2 separate regions of the Mus musculus genome follow, and region 1 is linked to region 2. The links are chromatin loops, found by intact Hi-C in ENCODE. Cell type or tissue: heart. All regions are shown on one strand. Links, peaks and the distances in the headings refer to the core of each region. The heading gives the core; the rest is flanking DNA.

Evidence for each region. Peaks named below come from ENCODE experiments on the same cell type or tissue, not always from the same donor. Only the 100,000 strongest peaks of a DNase experiment are listed, where the experiment ranks them.
Region 1: it touches region 2 in a loop (2.4-fold over the local background); 1 of 42 quality-filtered maps calls a loop at or near these places.

The regions. Positions count from the first base shown.
Region 1 is chr8:61,747,099-61,758,451 of GRCm38, reverse strand. All of the region lies in intron 2 of Palld (palladin, cytoskeletal associated protein), which reads left to right. Among named protein-coding and RNA genes, the nearest start is that of Gm51576, 67 kb to the right of the region's middle. In heart, for the core only: no CTCF peak of the experiment used is centred there; no DNase peak of the experiment used is centred there; H3K27ac peaks cover 55 bases.
Region 2 is chr8:61,604,924-61,616,276 of GRCm38, reverse strand. All of the region lies in intron 10 of Palld (palladin, cytoskeletal associated protein), which reads left to right. Among named protein-coding and RNA genes, the nearest start is that of Gm35254, 9.9 kb to the left of the region's middle. In heart, for the core only: no CTCF peak of the experiment used is centred there; DNase peaks (open chromatin) are centred at 5,556 and 9,296; H3K27ac peaks cover 1,701 bases.

The DNA of each region.
Region 1 (11,353 bases), core at 1,506-9,505, 140 kb before region 2:
TTACAGAAAGATATGACCAGCATGCATTTGGGCTGCCCCCACCCCCCAACCAGCTGAAATGAGCAGTTATCCTTAGGTTATCTGATGAAAAGATTGCTGCTGCACGCACTACCAGGATGTAAAATACTATGTCTCAGAGAAGATTATAGCTGGTAGACACACACGTCTATAGTTGCTATGCTTCTTTGTCCTGGTCCCTTAAGGAACAAGACCTACCTTCAACATGACAGTGTTTGTTTGCAGTTTGTCTGTTTGTTTCTTGATTTTTCTGGGTCCTTTGCCCCTCCCACTACAAATCTACCTTGACTAGAGTTGGCAGTGATGATTCTGTAGGGCTAAAATTAGAAAGTTCTCGGGGGGCCATTTAAACATATCCTTCTTGTCTCCTAGAAGTTCTGCAGAGCCTCCTTGAAAATGCTCACTTTAGCAACAGCTGTAAAACAGTAAAACGATAGCTAGGTACACTAAAATAGCACTTTTATTTGGAACATGTTTCCCTCTCAAGCCTTAATCATACTTAGCCAGTGTATGTTAAACTTTGTTTCCCAGAGGTGCCTACAGGCTCGCTCGCTCATGCATTCACCATCCCTCCAAAGACTGTATACTTAACGCTTTGAAAGCTCCTTTAAATAAATAAATAAAAATAAGCAAAGATCCAGTTGCACTTGCAGCACACACGGCCGGCTCTTCTGATGTGACAGCAGATGGCAGTCGCAAGAGCTTTATTTGTGCCTGGGACAGCTTAGCTAAGTGTCTCGTAAATTAATCATGAATTGAATAATTGATTTCTCACACCTTGGGCTGTTCTTAACTCCTCAGTTATACATTTAAAGACAGGTTACTACAAAGCTCTGGGTCCCTTAGAATTCTCGTCAAGGGCTATTGAGCATTTGCTACAGTTGGGTCCACTCTACTCCTCACGTGCTCATTAAGACACCTGGACATAGAACTTCAGGCTCTCCTGGCTGTCCCATTTCCAGGACAGCCTCAGTGAGTGACCTCCCATTCGTTGGTCAGCCCTGAAGTTGGCGGTGCTGATGGACACAATGAGTTTCTGTGAATGTAATTAAACCTGCCTCTGCCAGTCTGCCTGTGGTATTTGTGAATGTTTTCATAAGGAAAACTGTTCTTGGGCTCCATCTGCCCTCTGTGGTTTGTGTCATATTGCGTTTGCTGTTCTGCAACCCTTGCAGTTTTGTGTGAGTGTGTGTGTGTGTGTGTGTGTGTGTGTGTGTGTGTGTTTCTGGAATGATTGCGCTATGATGTCATGTGCTATCTCAGTGTAGAACGTTTAAGGCTCTTGCTGAGGTCCATACGCCTGGGGGGTAGGGGCTAGGGTGGGTGGGGGTGGGAGCTCCCTCAGAGCGCACTTGGTAGCTACTCCCCGACTCCCTGTCTGCTCCAGCACATTCCATTGCCTGGAGACCAAAGCCACCAAATGATTTGCGGTCAGAGTGATTTGAGGCTGGTTAGAGATGATTTAAAAGGAAGGTTATGGGCACATGAAGTGTAGGGTAAGAAAATATATTTTACTACTTTGGAGACCACATGGCTCCAACTTCAACTTCTTTTTTAACATAGAAATTGTTGCCTGAACTGGCTCAAGGTGGCCCCTCCCCCACCTCAGGTTTTTTTTTTCTTTTTTTCTTTTTTTCTGGCTCATGGCAAAAGGCAATATTCCCTATTGATTGTAAGCTTGACCTTCCCCTTATTTCTGGAAATTGTTAAACTTTTTCATGCTCAAAAGGACAGGGGAACGTGAATCTGCTGGCTGCACTCGTTGGCTCATTGTTAAAGAAGCAGTCCCACTCTTCCCAATATATGGAAGAAGGATCTCCAATACTAAGTCTGGAGGAGAATCAGTTACACAAGAAGCAAAGGCAGGTTGAACAGAAGGTCACAGAATGTCTTTGTGGAGGTACATGTTACTTGATAAGTGGAAGAAATGATTTGGGTCAGCCTCCTGAGGATTCAGTATACCCTGTGATTAATAGTGGAGCCAAACGAAACATGTAATCTTTCCTAATTCACAAATAATGGTGAATGAGCTCAGAGACCAGTGACCTCTTCTCATTAGTGGTCCTTGGAAACACATAACCTTGGACCCATGTTTCATTTGTGAGATCAATCTACCACCCCCTTCTAAGCAAGCTATCGCAGATTGGTGCTGTCAACCAGCTATCACCACCGAGCAAGTTCCCAAATCTCTCTCCAGTATGAATGCCTGGTATTACTTCATTCTGCTGGTTACATCCATTCTGTTTTAATCCAAAGTATGTGCTCGAACCTGGTAGTCCACTCAGTGCTAATCAGAAGACAGCGCTCATGTTCCGGCTTGATGTTATGAATCTGGTTGAAGAAGCTAAGCTACCTAGAAAGCTCACTTGGGAACTCAACCCATCGGCTGGCCATCATGAGCTTGGCATCTGAGAGCCATCACTACAAGATAATGGAAGGCTGCTTGAGATGTCTCTAACAACTTGGTGCTCTGCAGTCTGGCTAAGCCAATCTGGAGTCCTACAGTTGGGGCCTATGTGCAGTAAGCAGCTTAAAAGAAAGCACATGGAGATCGGATTAGCATGATGGCTTATGGGAAAAACATTGAGGAGACATACTGGATGATGAGAATTAAGTGACACTGGAACTGAAGATGCTGATTCTGTTTGCCACCAAGTAACCTTGGACAGATTACATTAAAATTTTAACATAGGGGGCAGGTTTGAACTATGTTTTATCCTGTTCTTAGATGTAGTGTCCTTAGGCTGACACTAGACAGCAAACAGAGAAGGTGGCGTTATCTCTACTGTACAGTTGTGGAAACTGGAGTAAGGTACGGGGGTTATTGATGTTTTCAAGGTCACACAGCAAGTCACTGTTGGTATTTGGTCTCAAACTCAGACCTCTGTAAACGTCAAGTCCCATATTCTTTCCACTGTAGCAGGCAGCCCCCCACAACTCTTGACCTCTACAGACCTCACTCTCCTCATTTGCAGAAATGAGACATTTGGCTCAGAATACCAGTAGACCAGTCCAAGTTAAAATTCTGTGTCTGATGAATCACTGGCTGGAAAGGACTTTAAGAAATCACTTAGTCATATTCCTCACTTCCAGCAGGCCTCTGTCGACTATTTTGAAAGGAAAATAAAGCCCTTTTTCTTACAACCAAGTGCAGAAAGAAGCCTGGCCCAGGAGAGTGTCTAAACACAGAACACAGTGAGGAATGAGAAAAAGTGACATGCCAGTGCTCAGTGGGAACTCTGAACTCTCTGAAGTTTGGGTCTTGCCTTAGTAGAGGTGAGCATTGAGGGGCTAAGGGTGCGGCTCTGTTGTAATAAAAGTTAGGTGGGTCTTCCTCCCAGCCCCATGCTCCCAGAAATAAGACTCTGACTTAAAATATATTTACAAATATCTTGGCCATACAGCTAGGCTCTTCTCTGACTAGGTCATGATTTAAAATAACCCATTTATTCTAATCTACATTCTGCCACATAGCGGGTTACCTGTGCTCAAGCACCATGTGTCTGAACTCTGTCGCATCTTCCTGGGTGAATCTGACACACTTGGCACTATCCCAGAACCCTTTCTGCCTCTCAGGTGTTCCACCTCCTATTTCCTGCCTACGCCATAGGCATGCAGCTTTACTGTTGACGGTGCCACATGCATACAGGCATAAGATATTCTCTCTACAAGTTGGTAGAGTGCTTCCCGAACGTTCTCAAAGCCCTGGATTCAATAGCTGGCTCTGCATAAACCAGGCATGGTGTATATACCTATAATCTTAGCACTTAGGAAGTGGAGGAAGAAAGATCAGAAATTCAAGGGCATCCTTGGTTATATAAAGAATTCAAGGCAAGTCTTGGCTATATAAGACCCCATCTTAATAATAATGATAATAATAACTAACACTTTGTCAAGATCTAAAGTAAAAGAATCACTAACACACCTTATGGGTAGGAAAGAATTACAAGACAGGGAGAATTAGGAGCTTTAGAATTACTAACGGCTCCTGGAGGATATGGTGATTGAAAAAGGAATGGGAACATTTCTGTTCAAAGAGATAGAGCCCTCTTTATCTGATGGGAGGGGCAAGCAGGACACTATGCTCCACTTGTTCTTGGTTGGTTTGTACTGATGGATGTGGTGCAGAGAGAATGAGAAGGGACTTCACTTTAATACGCTGCCTCTGAGCACCTTAAAATGTCTTCCTTGTGTCCCAGCATGGCTCTCAGTAGCCAGAACCACCAGTTAGAGTCCACCCACCATGTTAGAAAATGACCAGCAACCAGACTTAATCATATCTTGCTCATCAATCTTAGCTATAATCTTCAAAACATTAATCATTTGTCCATGACCTTCCTGTTCCATTTCCAAGAAATTGATGTTATAAGCAGGACAGTGACTTTGCAGACAGATGTAAGTCACTATTACAACTCTCTGATTGGCTTAGGTAAGCACTATGTACTCTAAGCCTCACCCACTCACCTATGAAATGGGCTAACTATGCCCACATTAATGTTTGATATTCCTTAGAAATTAGTCCTGGAATAACGGTCAATGGGCTACATAAAAATTAGTTTGCATCATTAGGAAGAGTCCAGGTTCAGGCCATTTCTTAAAGCTATAAAGTCATTTATAATCTCTTCCTGTTTTGTCTCAATTCCATTCCCAACCTAAACAGAAAACAACTATCTAGCTTCAATGTTCAGTGCTTTCAAACCTTTAGGACTATGAAGAAGTGAATATCTTTCCCTACATGAACAGTGCCCCTGACACTCTTGGTTACAAGTGACAGTCCCTGGAGTGATCTCATCTATTTTGAGTCTAGACTATAACCTAGGGTCTGCTTTGTCCTTTAACTAAGATCTGTTTTCCTTAACATCTTTGCAGTCCTTTAACTAAAGCTTCATCTCAGTCAGTCTTAGTCTGGTTAGGTTGTTATAGCAAAATATCCCAGACTGGATGGCAACAGAAATTTATCATTCACAGCTGAGATGGGAACTCCATGACAAAGATTCAGGAAGACCTGATGGTGAGTGAATGAATGGTCTGCTCATAATGTGGTGTTTCTCATTATATTCGCACATAGAGGAAGGACTAAAGAGGTCCCTTGGCCTTCTTTCATAAGGGCGCTAGGAGGAAAAGCTCCTTTCTCCTAGTAATCATCTTGGAGGTGAGACTTTCAACATATGAGTTCTGCATCCACACCAACATCCACACCAACCAATCAGTATATCCTGGAATTCCACCACAGCCCCTCCTTTCCTTGTCCTCATTCCAAGGTGGCTTCCTGGTATTCCTCATCCTCCATTTCTGCTCCCCACACCCCTATCTCTGGAATGGACTGCATTCTCTCTTTCACCCTTCTCTCAAAGACAGATACTCCTCCCTAAGACCTTGTAGCTCTCTCCAATTTGGCCCTCTCATGACATCAGCCCATCAAACAGGTGTCATATATGGCATATTAGGGTCAATGCCCAAATCTCTCAGCACATTTCTTAGTTTCTTTGCAGTGGCCAGAACACTTTAGGATGTTAACCCACAACTATCAGACTGTTCTCCCATATCACAGAATATGAATCTACATAATCATGAAAGACAATGGAATTCATCTGGTCAGTTATGTTTATTTTACACATGAGAAAACTGAATTACAGAAAAGCTAACTCCCTAGCCTCAAACTACAACTCTGCCCTAGACCTGGGACAGCTTCCAAATTCACCTGCTATTGCTTTTCATGATCTTCATATTCTAGTTTGATGTTTATCCTGTTAGAGTTTGTACCTAGAGTGTCCATTACAGATTGAATTTTGAGGGCTTGGTCCTCCACATGTGGCACTGTTTTCAAGACTCCAAGAACTTTCAGGATGTGAGGCCTACCTGGCAGATGTAGATTCCTAGAAGTGTTCTTCTGAAGGTTTTATCTACTCCTGGTCATAGCCCCAAGCCATTTACTTCGTGGTCCACCATCTTGTGAGCAGCCAACTCTGTTCCTATTGCCACAGAAGGAACTGAGCTGCTCTGCTCTGCCCTCCCCACTGTGATGAACTGAAACCACGGTTCAAAACAAATCTGCCCTCTCATTAGTTGTTTCTATCAGGTATTTTGCTTGCAACCATGCAAAAGAAGTGAATGCAGCTTATTTGACCAGTACTTGGAAATCAATCAATCAATCAATCAATATCTCTCTCTCTCTCCCTCTCTCTCCACATGAGCAAATTCAAAGGACAGACTTTCACAAGAAAGACTTTGTTTTGCTTTATGTGAAACTCTTCTGCTGGACTTACGCATCTTTTTTCCTCAAGAACATCTGGTGATTGTCAACTTTAGCTCTTGGAATAGAAGAGTCGAGTCCCTGTAGCTTTCCTCTCTTTAGGTTAAATAACCCCAGCTCCTTCTGCTTTCCCAGAGTGGTTCTTCTCCAGGATGTTCGTCATCTTTATTTCTATCTGTTGAACTAAGTCCAAGGACTCTTTGCTTCTTAAACTGTGAAGTCCAGCACTGGACAAGGAAGGCCCATAAAGGTATGCTAAAGTGAAAAGGGCCTCACAGTTCCTTCAAACTGTGCTTCAGTCAGTGCAGCCAACACATACAGCCATGTTTGAAGTGCTGGCTGGACCTCACGGGCTCGTTTTCAGCTTATTATCCTCGTTTGGCGAGACGTTGCCTATGTGTTTGTGATAATGATCATTTCCTCCAGGATCATCCAGAACTTTTCCTACTGAGCTGTTTTTTCCTTTGTCTCTTGCTCTTCTCTAATTCATCAACCCATTGGGGACTCTAATCATGGTTCTTTTATTTCTTCATTCTTAACACCAGCTACTGTCCCACACAGTGTATCCATTTACTTCTAATGAAAGCAGACCCCCAAATACTTCTAGCCCCTCCAGCTCTTCTCCCTCATGGATCAGCAAGTTGGTCCATCTCCCACCACCAGGTACTCCAGTTAACTATCAAATGAAGTTAGAAATTCTGAATGGAATAATAGAGCACCAAAGAGCCCTATAGGACATTCGTAGTTAGAGGCTACAACATAGGTAAGTTTAAAATCACAAACTCAATCAGGTTTGTCTTGGAAGTTTACAAAATTCTACTTTGGCCCCCAAATGTGATCATTATAAACATTTGGATCTTAGAAATGGCATTTTCCTTTATTATCTTCAACAATTCTTACACAGGAATTCACTGACACCAGGTGTGAGATGAAGAGTTCAGGCTCAATGAAATAAGTGATTCATAAGACTACACAGGGACAGTACTCAGGGGCGCTGTCATTACATGCCTCGTGCTGTACTGTGTGACAGTTGTTTAAAGTCTTAGAACTTTAAAAAAACAGTCGCCCTCTACCCCAAATCCCAATACCTAACAAGTAGTATGTTTATCAAAAATACAGATACTAGGACCAAGGCTTCAAGACATATTAATTTACTAGCCTGAGTGGAACTCTGAAATAATACAGTTTATTTTACTCTATTTTTATTTTTGCAAAAGTAATGAATACAGATTCTTTAACCAGCATTTGGAAAGGTGTCCCTTTTCTCTTCACTTGAGCCCAGGTTGGCCTCTAGGTTTCTGTGTAGTGAAGGATGACCTTGAACTTCTAATCCTCCTGCCTCCACTTCCAGAGTGATAGGTGCATTATAGGAATGTACCACCATGGTAGGATTATGGAGTATTGGGGACCAAACCCAGTGTTTCCTACATTTTAGGCAAGCACTGTCCCAAGTAAGCTTATTTAGCCTGGAGCAGTATCCCAGCCTGGATCTACATTTTATCAGGATATTTAGAAGGTTTAGAAGAGCCAGTAGACGTACTTGTGAACCCTTTTTCCAGGCCAGACCCATTAAAGTACAACAGATTTGACTATGTATACCACAATCAGGCAGAAAAAAAAAGTCCCATAATCCAGACAGTTATGGTGGCTTTCCCAGCTCCCCTGCGTCCATAGCTGTGGCTCTCAGAGCCAGCCACCTCTCCTCTTCTGAGTCAAATATGCTTTTGGCTCCTTTTGATTTGTCTTTTTCTATTTGCGTGTGTGGTGGTGTATGTGTTCATGTATGCATGTTTCCAGGCACAGGTGTACCTGTGAGAGAGAGAGTTCATATGTGTGTTACATGCATATGGAAACTTCAGGTGGCTATTAGAATCATTTTCAGTGTTCTTCTACCTTATTCATTGAGTTAGCTTCCCCTCAGTCAAACCTAGAGCTCACCAATAATGGCTAGTCTTGCTAGCGGGCTTGCTCTAAGGATCCCCCGTCTCTACCTTCCCATCTTGAAATTACAATTGATTTGCCCAGATACCCAGCATTTATGAAGATTCTGAAGATCTGGACTCTGGTCAATATGCTTACATGGCAAGTGTCTAAAACACTGGCAACCCTAGCCCTTGAGGTTTACCAACTTTTCAGTTTTCTGCCTTGGCTTCCCATTTTGGTTGTAGATAAATGACCCTTGATTCTGGGCTTCTCTGTAGCTCCCAGTCAGGATACATTTTCAACAATGCCTTAAACTAGACCTGATCCTGAATGCTGGACGGTCTGATGACTTTCAGACGTCTTACACTGGTGCCCCTTTAATTGCAAGCACTCCCTCTCCTAGTCAGGCTTCCATTGTTGTGATTAAACACTGTCCTAGGAAGGGTTAACATGGCTGTGATGAGCACTGTCCCACTCCAGGATGACTATTGCCATAAGGAAACACCATGACCAAAGCAAGTTGTGGAGGAAAGGGTTTATTTTCCTTTCATTTCCACAACACTATTCATCACCAAAGGAAGTCAGGACAGGAATTCAAACATGCCAGGAACCTGACAGCAGGAATTGATGCAGAGGCCATGGAGGGGTGCTGCTTACTGGCTTGCTCCTCGTGGCTTGCTCAGCCTTACTTTCTTATAGGACCCAGGACTGCCAGCCTAGGGGTGGTCCCTCAATGGGCTGAGCCCGCCCATATCAATCACTAATTAAGAAAATGTCCTACGGGTATTTACTCAGCCCAATCTTATGGAGACATTTTCTCAATCGAGGCTCCTTACTCTCAGATGATTCTAGACTGTATCACATTGACATAAAAGTAGCCAGCACACCAACCTTAGTATCACTTACAATGTATGCTGAAGAAGTCTTGATAGCCGGTTCCCTCAATTCCCTTCGCTAAGATAAAAGCACGTTTTTTTGTTTTTTTGGTTTTTTTGCTGTTTATAATTTTTTTTATTATGTATTTTCCTCAATTACATTTCCAATGCTATCCCAAAAGTCCCCCCCACACCCCCCCCCACTCCCCTACCCACCCATTCCCAATTTTTGGCCCTGGCGTTCCCCTGTACTGGGGCATATAAAGTTTGCCTGTCCAATGGGCCTTACAATCCAGGTGCTTTCATATACTAAAAGAAGGCTGAGGTCTAGACATAGTTGGGTACCTACTTGGGTACCAAAGAGTGTGCTGACTCCTTCGCATGAACTGTGCCTTGTTATCTTGTTGTGTGTATGGTACAATACATATTTAAGATGGTGTTCTGTGATGCTCTTAAGGCACCTAGAAATGAGTGTTCCATGAATTATAAATAGCAACAGAAACCCACTATCTACCAGAGAAAGTTGGGTCTTCCAGGTACAACGAGCAAGATGTGTTAGGCCAGATTCGTTTAGCAGTGTTTCACCAAAAAGGAGGTTAAGTCTGGAAGAAAAGAAATGACCTGAGATCAAAGCAGATTAACAGCATGGTTGAAAATTTACATGGAAACAGAGTTGAACTCCCAGTTTGTGTTGACAGGGTCCATCATTGCTCCTTTCTGCATTCCTTTTCCAAGCGTGGGGCGTCTTTTTTACAGCATACTTGACGCTTCCTGTTCTTCATCAGAAACATCCAGATTGTGGTTGTTGGACAGGAAACAAAAATAAACTTTGACGGCAAATAGCACTGCCAAGTGTTACCCTCTCACCTTGGTCTCTGCTATCTTGTGACACCCGGAAAAGAAATTTCCAAGCGTAAGTGTCCTGAGAGGCTGTCAGACGTGTGCCTCGTTGTCCCTTTAGCAGATGTGAGGGCTTTTGGAGAAGAAAACAAAGTGCTTGAGACTGGAGAGACAGGGCTGTTTTGAGCCTCCATACCGACTAGCCTCATAGCCTTAGAATACTGTCAATTTACAAAACTTTAAGGTGTGTGTGTGCGTGCGTGTGCATGCATGCATGTGCATGTGTGCTTTTATTTTGTATTTTTGTTGTTATTGTTTTTAAAGAAACTGTTACATGCTGTGTGTAACTTGAAAGACTATAGAACAATACTAATGCTAAATGACTTATTAGAAGATCTCAGAGCATGACGGGAGATTCTACACCCTACCTGTGATTAGGTCAAGTTCCACACAAAGAAACAACAGGCTAGTTTGCTAACCACAGTGGAAGAATTGCATTGGGGTGGAATTCTTATCCAGATTGCATTGTCTGACTTGAGGATAATATACAGGAAGCAATAAGGGTTGGTTGGTTCTTTCTTTCTTTCTTTCTTTCTTTCTTTCTTTCTTTCTTTCTTTCTTTCTTTCTTTTGGTTTTGCTATTAAGCTACGGAGAACTTGCCATCTCAAAACTGGCTTAACAGTGTTAACAGTTATTGCAGCCAGTTCACCAAGATGGGCTGCTCTAAGGTCTGTCTTCTGTTTAGCATAATATGAGGATCACAGTAGACCTGGTGGGACTTGCCTTAATACCAGCACACACAGGCACCAAGTTACACATCCAGACAACCAACATGTCCTGCGAATGCACTCTGAAATGTTACCCACCGGAAAAGCAAAAGTTCCCTTTGCCAGTGAACCCTGTTAGGAGAACAGGCCCCATAAAGCTACCTGAAGCATCAGAGATGTCCCACAATTGAGTTCCCATAAGCCGCTCCCAGGGGTTCAGCGAAAACTTGGAAATAGAAGCACAGATTTTCTCCTAATGACTTTTCCCTCCTCCAGTGTTGGTTAACCTGTATACCAGTGCCATGACAGGGAGCTTCCTCACACTTAATTCCTTCTTTGTTTAATAATCCTACAACAGCAGTAGTTATCATCCCCGTTTCCTGGTTAAGGAGCTGAAGCCAAGGGAGATGGAGCATCTAACTTTCCCAGGCTCGTATAGGAGGAAATGACAGAACTAGTGTCTCAACCTAGATTTGCCTCATGCCAGAGCCCGTGCTTCCTGGATGTCATTCTTTCAAAACCATTTGGTGTCTCCAGAGAGGGCACTAGTTGCCCAATAGTCCCATAGGCTTCAACATCGGGCACACGCTCTCTAGATACTAAGTATCTTTCAAAGTATTTGGGCAACACTGACTTTGTCCCAAGGATTTACATGGGTTATAGACTGGAATCCTGC
Region 2 (11,353 bases), core at 1,817-9,816:
TCACCAAAAAAAACTTAGAAAGTATATTAGTCAGAAACTTAAAGTGAGAGAAGTTGAATTCACCCTGCTGAGCACTTAAAAGATTCCTCTTGACTGTGCCTGCAAGAGATTCCTTCCATTCCTGGTCCGGGGGTCACCTCTCTGGTGGGATGCCAAGCTGCCTCTTAGGTAAAAGAATGTGGGCTAGTTAGAAGCTTTGCTGGGGAGGAAGAGGGAGACCTCCACTCTGGCACTCATTGGAAGGAAACACAGAGATGAGAATGGGTAAAAATGGAAATATGTAGGGAATGTTCCCTTAGTTCCTTCCGCATTTTCTTAAGGCTGTGGGCCTGGAGCACTCTTCCCTGTCCTTGGTCTAATCCAATGCTTGAACTTGCCTGGATTTCCGTCGGGTGTCAAACCACTTCCCACAGTCCTAAGTGTGCAGTGTTCTTGCCCAACCTCGAGCCTCTCTGCCTAGTGTTTTCCAGATCTGGGATGCCCTTGCCCTTGCCCCCAGCTCCTGTCATACCTCAGACTCACCCACCCTTTCAAAGACCTCTGTGTGAACCTGGACACCTCTCTCCTCCTTGATACTCAGGCAATTGTGTTGACCCTGTTACTTTGGTTTTTGAGAAATTTGATCAATTGTTTGCTTGTCCTAAAGATTTTGTTGTTGTTGATGATGATGTCACTGTTTTCTATATTTGTATGTGAATGCCTGTCATAGATACCACCTGGATGCCAGAAGAAAAAAGTCAGACCTCCCTTAAACCAGAGTTACTGGAGGTTGTAAACCATCTGATATGGGGGCAGGGAACTGAACCTGGGTCTTCTGCAAGAGCAACAAGTGCTCCTGACCACAGAGCCTTTTGTCTAGCCCCTAGCCCTGTTTTTATATTCTCATAGATTATTCCACTCTGCACTTTATCATGAGAGGTTATGGTTTGCCACTGCTTCCCTAGCTTGTGAGGTCCTATCAAACAGTGATTTTGTTGTTGTTGTTGTTGTTTATTGTATTTGAAGCCCTTTCATCTGGACTCATAGCAACTACAGTATAATAGATGATCAATAAAGGTTAATGGCAAGCATGTTATCATCAAGTCTCCAACCATCTTTAGCATACACAATTAGAGACTAGTTGTTAGCGTTTTGTCTAAACTCCACCCCATAGTTACTTGGAAACAGTCAGGTATGCCAACTCACTATAAAAGGGGCTGCTTGCTCCCTCCTCATTCTCTTGTACTCTTGTTCCTCTCTTGCTCTCTTGCTTCTCTCTTGCTCTTGCTCTTGCTCTTGCTCTTGCTCTTGCTCTTCCCTTCCTGCTCCTGCCCTCTGCCCATTCCTGTCCTCTCTCTTTCTCTATGTGCTCATAGCCAGCCTCTACTCTTTTCTCCTTCTTCTTTCTTCTTCCTTCTTCTTCTTCTTCTTCTTCTTCTTCTTCTTCTTCTTCTTCTTCTTCTTCTTCTTCTTCTTCTTCCTTCTTCCTTCTTCCTTCTTCCTTCTTCCTTCTTCCTTCTTCCTTCTTCCTTCTTCCTCTTTCTCTTCTTCCTCTTCTTCCTCTCTCTCTCTCTTTCTCTCTCTCTCTCTCTCTGCCTTTTTCTGCCTCTACTACCCTCTTAACTCCTCTCCCCATACCCTTAATAAACTCTATTCTATACTGTACGGTCATGTGGCTGGTCCCTCATGGGGAAGGGATGCCTCAGCACGGACCTGCCAAGGCACCCCTCCCCCCCATACCCAACTACATCTCCATAGAACATATGCCCCCCCTCTTTATCTTTTTATAAACACATCACTGGTGACTTGATATCTTTTGCTCCAAAATTTCAGTAAAAAATTAATATGTGTGCTCTTTGTCCAACTGTATGCACTAGTCACTTAACATGAACGATCGTTGTCAAGCAGCAATTAGAGTATAAGAGTATTGTATGTGCCTATGTGTGAGGGTGCACTGTGTGGTGTGTGCAGTGTACATATGTTGCATGCATGGAAGTGTGCAGGTGCACATCCCTATCACTGAGGGTCTCTCTTTCTCTCTCTCTCTCTCTCTCTCTCTCTCTCTCTCTCTCTCTCTCTCTCTCTCTCTCTGCCTTATTCTATTTGAACAGGATCTCTCACTTACCAGAACATATTAGGTCCTGCTGGCTGCTAAGGACCTTCCAGTATTTACTTATCTGTAACTCCTAGTAATGTAGTTACAGACCTCCCCAGATTGGCTATTTGATACAGATACTACGGGTTCAAATTGAAGTTGCCATGCTTGCACAGAACACATTCTTACCCACAGAGCCATCTTCCAGATCATTCATATTTATGTATATATATATATATATATATATATATATATATATATATATATATATATACATACATACATCTCAAGACAATCCTATTTTCTTAGAGCTTATTATCTATTTCAATTAACAAAGGGGGGTGGGGTGCGCACATGTGTGTGTGTGTTTGTGTGTTTGTATATTGTATTAGGTCGTTACTTATTGGCTTCCCAGGATCTCAAGTCACTTGGGCAATTAGCTTCTCAGGGATTAGCTTGGTTAAGTTAATTGGTGTGGGAGGACCAGTCTTAATTGTAAGTGGAAGCATTTGCTGAACAGGGATCCTAGACTGTATAAAATGAGGAGAGCAAGCTGGGCTCTGGCATGCACTCATCTCTTTCTGTTTCCTGACTGCGGATGTGGTCCGACCAGCTACTTCCTGGTCTTGTTTCCCTGGTTACCCTGAAATGATGGACTGAACCTTAAATGGTGAGATAAAATGAACCCTTCTCATTTAATTTGCTTTTCTCACATCACAACATAGGAAAATATATGAATCATATGTTAATATGCACATTTTCACAGCAACGTTCACAGTTACATTTTTTTTCTTTCAATTGTGTACCTGAAACAATGCCTGGCATTAGTAGTCAAGGCTCTAGCTCACCACATATCTCCTCTCAGCACTCACAGTCAGTGAAGAACTTGCTGCCATCCAGACACAATGTAAGAAAACATCTCAGGAACTAAAGAAAGAGAGAGAAGGCCAGAAGAAGGGAAACAAATGTACGTACAAATTAGAACCTAACATGGCTCTTACAAGGCAGAGTGAGGACGCTGACCCAATTGAAGGTTTTGTAGAGACTTGAGAACAATACGAAACTCTGAATATCAGACTTTTGCAAACATTTGAATATCATGAATGACTCTATAGCAAGGTGACAATGGTATTCAATCGAATCTAATTAGACAACTATTTCAAGAAAAGAACTATTAAAGAGTTTTGAGAGCTCAAAGATCAGTTGAAACGCTAGAACATATCCCTTATATGTAATATAACACTGCCATATACCTCACTTAAGCCCATGAGAGCATCAGGATAACATATACTAGCTTCTGAGATAACTAGTGGTCTGGTTTTGAGCGGTGTTGAACACTGAGCTTTGAACAGCAGTGCCTTAGACAGACACAGAGTTTAGCATTGGCCTCAGCTAAGGACATTAAACATCAGCAGAATGAGAGCCTTTGAACCAGGAAATAAACAGGAAAAACAGGAAATGAGACACCACCTCCAAAGGCATCTCATTTCCCTAACCACAATATTATCCTATGTTGAAAATCCAATATTGGAAGTTTTTTGAGTCCATTTCTTTTGTTACTTCTGCTTACTCTCACGTACAGTACCATATTTCCATGTATCCGTAGTGACTTCAATTGTTTTATTATTTTACTGTAAGTGGCTGCTGTTCCTTGGAAAGTATGTTAATCCTCAGAGGCCTGTACTGAAGGTGGCTTCTTTTAGGATTGTGTTTGTCCTGCCAGACCTTCCCAAGTCTGACACAATTCTTTGCCGGGTTTTTTGTTTGTCTTTTTTTTTTTTTTTCTTTTGGTTATTCATTTATTTGTAACCATCCTAAGGCTGAATTTACATGTAAAATTATAGTTGTTTGTCTTAGAGTTTTCCTTGCTTCTCTGAGTATCAAGGTAACTTCCTTTATAACACACACACAGCCAGGCGATGGTGGCCCACACCTTTAATCCCAGCACTTGGGAGGCAGAGGCAGGCAGATTTCTGAGCTGGAGGCCAGCCTGGTGTACAGAGTGAGTTCCAGGACAGCCAGGGCTACACAGAGAAACCCTGTCCCCTGTCTCGAAAACACACACACACACACACACACACACACACACACACACACACCATGGATGGTTGGAGTGGCTTAAACGAAGGCTGCCTTTAAAAGAGGGTTGTCTTTACACCAAATACACCTCTTCTGAGGGCTCAAAGTCCTGTCCTCACCTAGCACCGCCCTCAAGTTTGTCTTGTATCTCTTGTTGCTGTTACTCATCAGCCCAGGGTCCTTCTGCTCTATTTAGATACAAATCAGGACTATGTCGATTGTTTCCTTGGAGTTTCACTGCAAACATTGAGTAACACTAGCCCTGGGCTCTTGAATTTACAGCTCAAGCCTCAAATGCTAAGGGCCTTCGGCTCTCTGCCTCTCCCAGGCGTTCTTGGCTAGCCAGAAATGGTAGTTGTTGGTGTGTCTCTTGAACTCTTGCGGAGTCCAGGCCTACAGCTCTTCCCAGCTTCTGCAGTCTCAGCTCCCAGTCTTTCTCGTGAACTCTTCAGCTGCCTTCTAGCTGTGGTCTTCCACTCAGGCAAGCAGCTCCACCCACTCTACTGGTGATACAAAGTAACAAACAAACAAACAAACAAACAAACAAACCCTACTAGCTCCTTGGCAACCTCTGGACATCTTTTCGGGTCAGTTTTGGTGTAGGCAATGTAAGGAAGCAAGGGACAAGGGTGGAAGAAGACAAGAAAAAAAATGTGAAAGAAACATTGGGAGATACAGCTTTTAAAGCTGTGCTTTAAAAATTCTTAGTGCTGACCAGGCAAGCGTGCTACATGCAAGGGCAGGGCGCTGACCCCAAGATTAAGTCCAGACTGATCTAAATTGGACATTGCAGGCCAGTCAGGGCTGCATAACCAGGCTATGTCTCCAATAAAAACAAAATTAAAAAAAAAATTTAAAGGTGATGAAATAAACGAAAAAAAAAAAAAGTAGTAGTTCACGATAAGGAAAGTTGGCTGCACAGCTCCTTCAGGAGGCTTACCAGACGATAAGCACAAAGCCAAAAGTTACACAGCAAGAAGTAAGGCACACACGTTCATGTATTCACAGTTAAAGGTATGAGGTGAGCCGGGTATAGGGACTGGCAACACTCATGTCAATGAACAGTTGGATGAAACTCTTCTTGTTCTAGTAGGTTGACCTCCAAGAAAACTCTCATCAGACTGTTACCTCGTCAGGCCAGGATTCCCCGAGACCCTTTGTCCAATGCTGATCTCCTTAGAAATGGGTTAATTCAGATCACTGGGAGGTATCCACAGGTTTTGCTCAGAGAGCCTTTCTGCTTGCCATTTCGCAAAGGTAACTAGTTTACAAGGGTCAGGGCCACGTTTGCAGACATATCATCCCAGGCAACTGTCAGACAGAACTGGCCTGTGTGGACAAAGAGGGCAGCATTTCTGGACTGCAGAGCTTGGCAGGAATTTCTGAGGGAATTGTCCAGAGCAATCTGGAGCGGGCCAGATGTTTCGAGACTATGCTTGCAACACACTGCAGTTATTGGTTTCAGCTCCTCGATCTTCTTCCCCAGCTTGCTGCTCTACAAAGAGATTCCATCTCAAGGGACATCTCTACAGCCTTTCCTAATAATAAGTGAGTTGTACTTAATGTGAAGACATTATGAACACGCCTGATTCTCAATTAGGATTCCTTGATGAGTATTTAGATTCGGAGTCAAATCTGAGGAGCCAGCTTTCAATTATATTCATTGACTTGATGGTTTAGGATGAAGTGTGTGTGTGTGTGTGTGTGTGTGTTTGTGTGTGTGTGTGTGTGTGTGTGTGTGTGTTTGTATGTGTGTCTGAGTGTTTATTTTCATATTTAAAACAAATGTGGGGAAGCATATGGCAACCATTTTCTCTCTTTTTTTTTTCTCCATCAAAACCTGGAGTATAAATTAGAAAATTGGAGACTTTCTAAACAGGCATGGAAATTAGAATGTGAATTAAAAGTTTTCCTGTTTCCCAACCCCGTCCCCTCCTCGCTTCCTGTATCCCCCCCTTCCTCTCCTCCTTTTCACCCTTCCTCCCTCCTCCCCTTTCCCTTCTTTGGATTATAGATTCCCCACCTAGTCTCAGCAGCCCAGATGTTTGTCTCTCTGAAGACAAGCCCAGCAATGAGAGCCCTCCCAAAGGCTAATAGACAGTTGAAACACTAGCATGGAAATATATGTAATCTCTGGGGCTCTTTAAGTATAGATTCCTTTTCTTTGGGAAAAAAAGGCAATCCCTGTGAAAAAAATAATTTTGGCATATATCTTGATATATTTCTGACCTCATGTTTGAAGATCTAGGTAGTATCCACACCCCCTTCCCCCCGTAACTATAACTGTAAGATCAAGTTGAAGCTAAAGCAAGATGATACAAAGACACTATTATGATTTTACCAGAATCCTAGATTTTTAAATTTGTGTTCTCTAGCTATGTCATGTCCAACCTTTTACTGAGAACCCAGGCACAATAGAAGGAAGACATGAGAACCTTCACCTGGTTCTGAGCAAAGCAACAGTAATGTGCAGAAAATGAGATGAGTTCAGCCAGAGACATTTGAAAGATGCTGTGATGGTGTTGGTATGAGAACTGAGAACTGCTCACCTCCGTTCCATCTTGCTCTGTGAGCTCCCAGTGTCCTGGAGTCATCCTAAGCTCAGGGCAAGGTGAGGATGAGGAAGGCCAGGGACAGGCATGGAAGAAACAGAGTCAACGGGTAAGCTCTTTCTTCCGAAGAGGCAGCATGAAATGAAGGAACAACAGATAGTTGTTTCCAGTCTGTCCTTCTGGGTTTTGCTAGCATTTGTTAATCATTCCCAAGGATTGAGACCTTGAGTACATACTGGTGACACTGTTCAATATTTCTGGCATAGAGTTTCAATATTTCCTATACCTAGACTAGTTCATTATATAGTCCAGGCTAGCCCTGAATTTCTTGTCTAGCCCAGGCTCACCTTGAAATTATAGGCCTCCTGTCTTAGCTGAATTGCAGTCATATACTACCACATCCAGTTAGAACAGCACTGTTTTCTCTTAGCAGAACTGTATGGTGCTCCTGTGGTAGAAGGAAATAAAATGATGCACAGGTTCCCCACTTCCTGGGACTGGGGAGATGACATAATGGTAATGTGCTGTATAACAATGATGATCTGAGTTCAGAGCCCATGTAAAAGCCAAAGGTGGTGACGTTCCTCCATCATCCCAGCACTCCTATAGTGAGCTAGGAGGCAGAGACAGGAGAATTCCCAGGAGTTCACAGGCCTACTGCACCAGTGAATCTCAGAGACTGTCCCAACAGATGGGAGGCTACAGTAAACAGCTAAGGTAGTACTTTGACAAACATACAAACTCACTGTACATGTCTGCATACACACACACACACACACACACACACACACACGGGTGGGGGTGTTAAAAAATTCACAAGTTTCATATGTTGTAAAACTTAAACAAATTTGAACCCATAAGCCACACTGTAAAACACCTGAGACTCATTGAGGGTATAAGTAATAGAAATAAATGGAAGCGTGTATTTGAGTACGAGTGTGTGTGTGTGTGTGTGTGTGTGTGTGTGTGTGTGTACATGCACATGCGCAGTGAGATGAGACAAGGTCTCGATGTGTAGCCCTAGCTGGCCTGGAACTTGCTATGTGGACTAGGCTGTACTCAGACACAGAGCTGAGCTTGCAGAAGGTACATTTATGCACTGTCTACAGCCAAGAATGATCTGAGTCTTCTCCAACAAAAGTTCATCCAAGCCCGTCTCAAAGTATCCTAAATAAAGAAGGGCAACACGGCACAAACTTTGAGAACTTGGTAAGCCAATTGCTGCTTCCACATCACTCACCATGGTAAGCACTATGGTACCAGGACAGGGACAAGAATGCTTTCTGGGTCCTTCAGTATGCTTTGTGCAATGACCAGACTGGTAGCTTTGAGTGTTGGTAGCAGCATCTAGCACAAAGCCTGGCAAATAATGAGGCCTCAGCAACTACCACAATGGACAAAGGAAGAAAAAAGATCGTTACTGGTGGCTAAATAAGAAATAATACCAACTTTAGTATATCCTGTATATTTTTGTTTCTAGCCTCTGGAAGTGAACTCCATTTTTGGTTTTGGTTTTTTGGTTTTGTTTTGTGTGTGTGTGTTTGTGTGTGTGTGTGTGTGTGTGTGTGTGTGTGTTTTGTTTTTGTTTTTATTTTTGTTTTTGAACAAGCCTTGGGAACAAACTGTGGATATTAATTGCATAAGGGTACCTTTTGAAAAAAATATTGTTCCTTCTTAATTTTTCAGTCCAGTTAGACAAAGGCTAATTGCTAAGGGAATAAAAGCTGGAAAACTGCTTTGTTCAGCTTATTGTTTCAGGTTCCCCTTTGCAGTGTGGATGATGTGTTTATTTGACATAATAAATACCACCGGCCACTTTGTTCCAAGACCCAAAAGGCTGTGTGCTTGCTTGGGAGGAATTTCTCGGTTGTTTATACGTAAGGAAACACTACTCTGTTTTATTGGATGGGGCTGGGGCAGCTTCTTTCTTAAATAGGGAATGTAGAGCGGGGAGCTTTTTTCCATACACATCCAAGCTGAGAGGCCAGGAAGGATTCTTCCACGCTTGCTTCGGATGCCTGGCTGTTCTCAACTCCAGAGAGCAAGGGAGACAGAATTCATTGGAAATGTGTCTCCTTTGGTTAGGAGCACAGACCTTTACTTTATGTGTTGGCAGAGCCACTTAAGCCTGTGCTACATATTTTCTTAAAGTATTAGCTGGAACATTTGGCATGGAGAAAGTTGAAAACCAAACCAGATCACACTCTGTCAGCCAGAGCTAAGTGGCAGGATGCTGCCATTAACCTTTAATTAAGTAGCCTGGGGTGAGAAGGATTGAGGGTTTGGGTTATTTTACGGTTTACCTGGGGTTGGTTTCTTTCTTTCTTTCTTTTTTAATACATACCTTATTACATGAGAAAAGCAGCGGTGTGAAATACACACTTTGGGGTGAATTCCAGTGACTGCTGCAGAGTAACAATCCTCCCAAACTCTCTTTCCTTTTGATTTGCAGAAGGTACTCCTTAAATGGGCATAACTGGTGGCTGATTGGCTAATGAACTTCAGAGAAGGCTGAGTCAGAGCAAACAGTGGAAGCCAGCTACGTGTGTGTGTGTGTGTGTGTGTGTGTGTGTGTGTGTGTGTGTGTGTGTGTGAGTGAAGGGGGAGCAGTGGGCAAGGGGGCGGGGATGAAGGCAGTCTGCAAGCTTAGCAGAATGTTTGAACGAGACAAAGAGCAGTTCCAGCGACCAAATAAGGAAGTCGATGCTGAAATCTTTCAGAATAGAAGTGTGTCAGAGTGGAAGCAATCTGGGAGAGGGAAAGAAATGCGGCAGAATGGCAAAGGAATTTCTCTCTCTCTCTCTCTCTCTCTCTCTCTCTCTCTCTCACGCACACACACACACACACACACACACACACACACACACAAAGTCGACAGTGAACGCATCTCTAGCTATTAAACAGTGGTGAAACATAGAAACATACAGGCTGTGTCTAGCCTTTTCTGTGGTATTTTGTAGACAACTGCAGACATGCTTAGAAGCTCTTAGAAACTGCTGAAGTAATAAATAAACTGTATCTTGTAACACAGAGACACACAAAAACACACAAGATGAATACTGGGAAACTCCGTGGGCCCTCTCTTATCTGTAACTATTAAAACTTTGTAAATGAAAATAACTGAAGTTACTAAGAACCTTGAAAGACAATGTTTAACTATCTTAAACCTTGACTTTAAGCATCCTTTAAAAACAATGCAGACTACTTACCCTAATAGTCAAGTATCCATTATGTACTAGGAGTTCCTTACTGTGTATAGTTTAAATATGCAAGTTGTTACTGAAGTTGTTGAAGAGAACCTCCATTGTGTGTCTTCAAAATACCACCTTCCAGACTTCCCAAAGCAACATTATGAATGACAGTATGGATGAGGACTAATATTATTATTAGTAGTAGTAGTATTAGTATTTGTCTACACTATGGTTTAGACAGGACATGGCTTGAGAAGAAGAGTTTCAAATACTCCTAGGCATAATAAGAAATGCCATCTGATTTGCTTTGTGTTCTTGTCACTGGTTGGTGCCACAAACCCAACATTATGGAATTTCTTTCCTGATAACTAGAAACCTATTTAAATGGACACAGCTAATGAGGAATACAAGGCATTGGTCCTGAGTTAGCTTTTTCAAAATCTTGAATGAACCTAAGTCCTTTGACAGCTTTAAGTTAGGGTAGAGAACAGATCTGTTCTTCTCTTCCCACTCCAGATACACAGGGGGACCACCCACATTTGAATAAGGACGTATTAGACCTCTATCTAATAAGAACTAGAAGAGTCTGGGCACAGATCTGACAGATGGGCGATAAACAGTCTCAACACCCCAAAGACTGACCACCACCTTTAGATGACTGTAGCATGCTAAGTACATCCTGGGTCTACACCTCCTTAAATGTAAACATAATCTTCACTTAGTGCCACCTGCCCCACTCTTCTGTAACATGCAAGGGTTGTGTCACAGTCACAGTCAGAGAATTGAAAATGGAAATTAGACACTATTATACTCAAAATTGTCTCCTTTAGATGGTCAACTGCAGCCTAGAAATGCTTCATAAACTGACTCAATATTTAAGAGCAAACAACAACAACAATGAAAACAACTAGCAGGGAGACTGAAGAGGTGGCTCAATGGGTAAGAGCTCTGGCTACATTTCTAGAGGACCCGTGTTCAACAACAGAGCAACTTAAAGCTGCCTGAACTCCAGTTCTAGGGGACCCAATGTCTTCCTATGGCCTCTGTGGTCACGCATGCATATGCACAGGAGTATGGGCACTGCAAACATATTCAGGCAAGATACCTATTCAGGCAAAATACCACATAAAATACCAATTTTTTTTTAATTTAAAAAAAAAGGTCAAAAAACAAAAACCCCACATGTAAAGCTATACTTCCAGAGACACACTTTCTCCAACAAGGCCACACCCACTCTAACAAGGCCACACCTATATAAATGAACCTATTGGAGCCATTCTTACTCAAACCACAGGAGGTCTCACACTGGCCTGGAACTTACCAAGTAGGCTAGGCTGGCTGGTCATCAAGTCCCAGGGATTCATGCACCTGTCTTTGCCTCCCCAGTACTGGGATAACAAACACATCTGAGTACATTATGTGGGTTCTGGGGGTTTAATTACCAATCGAACCACCCC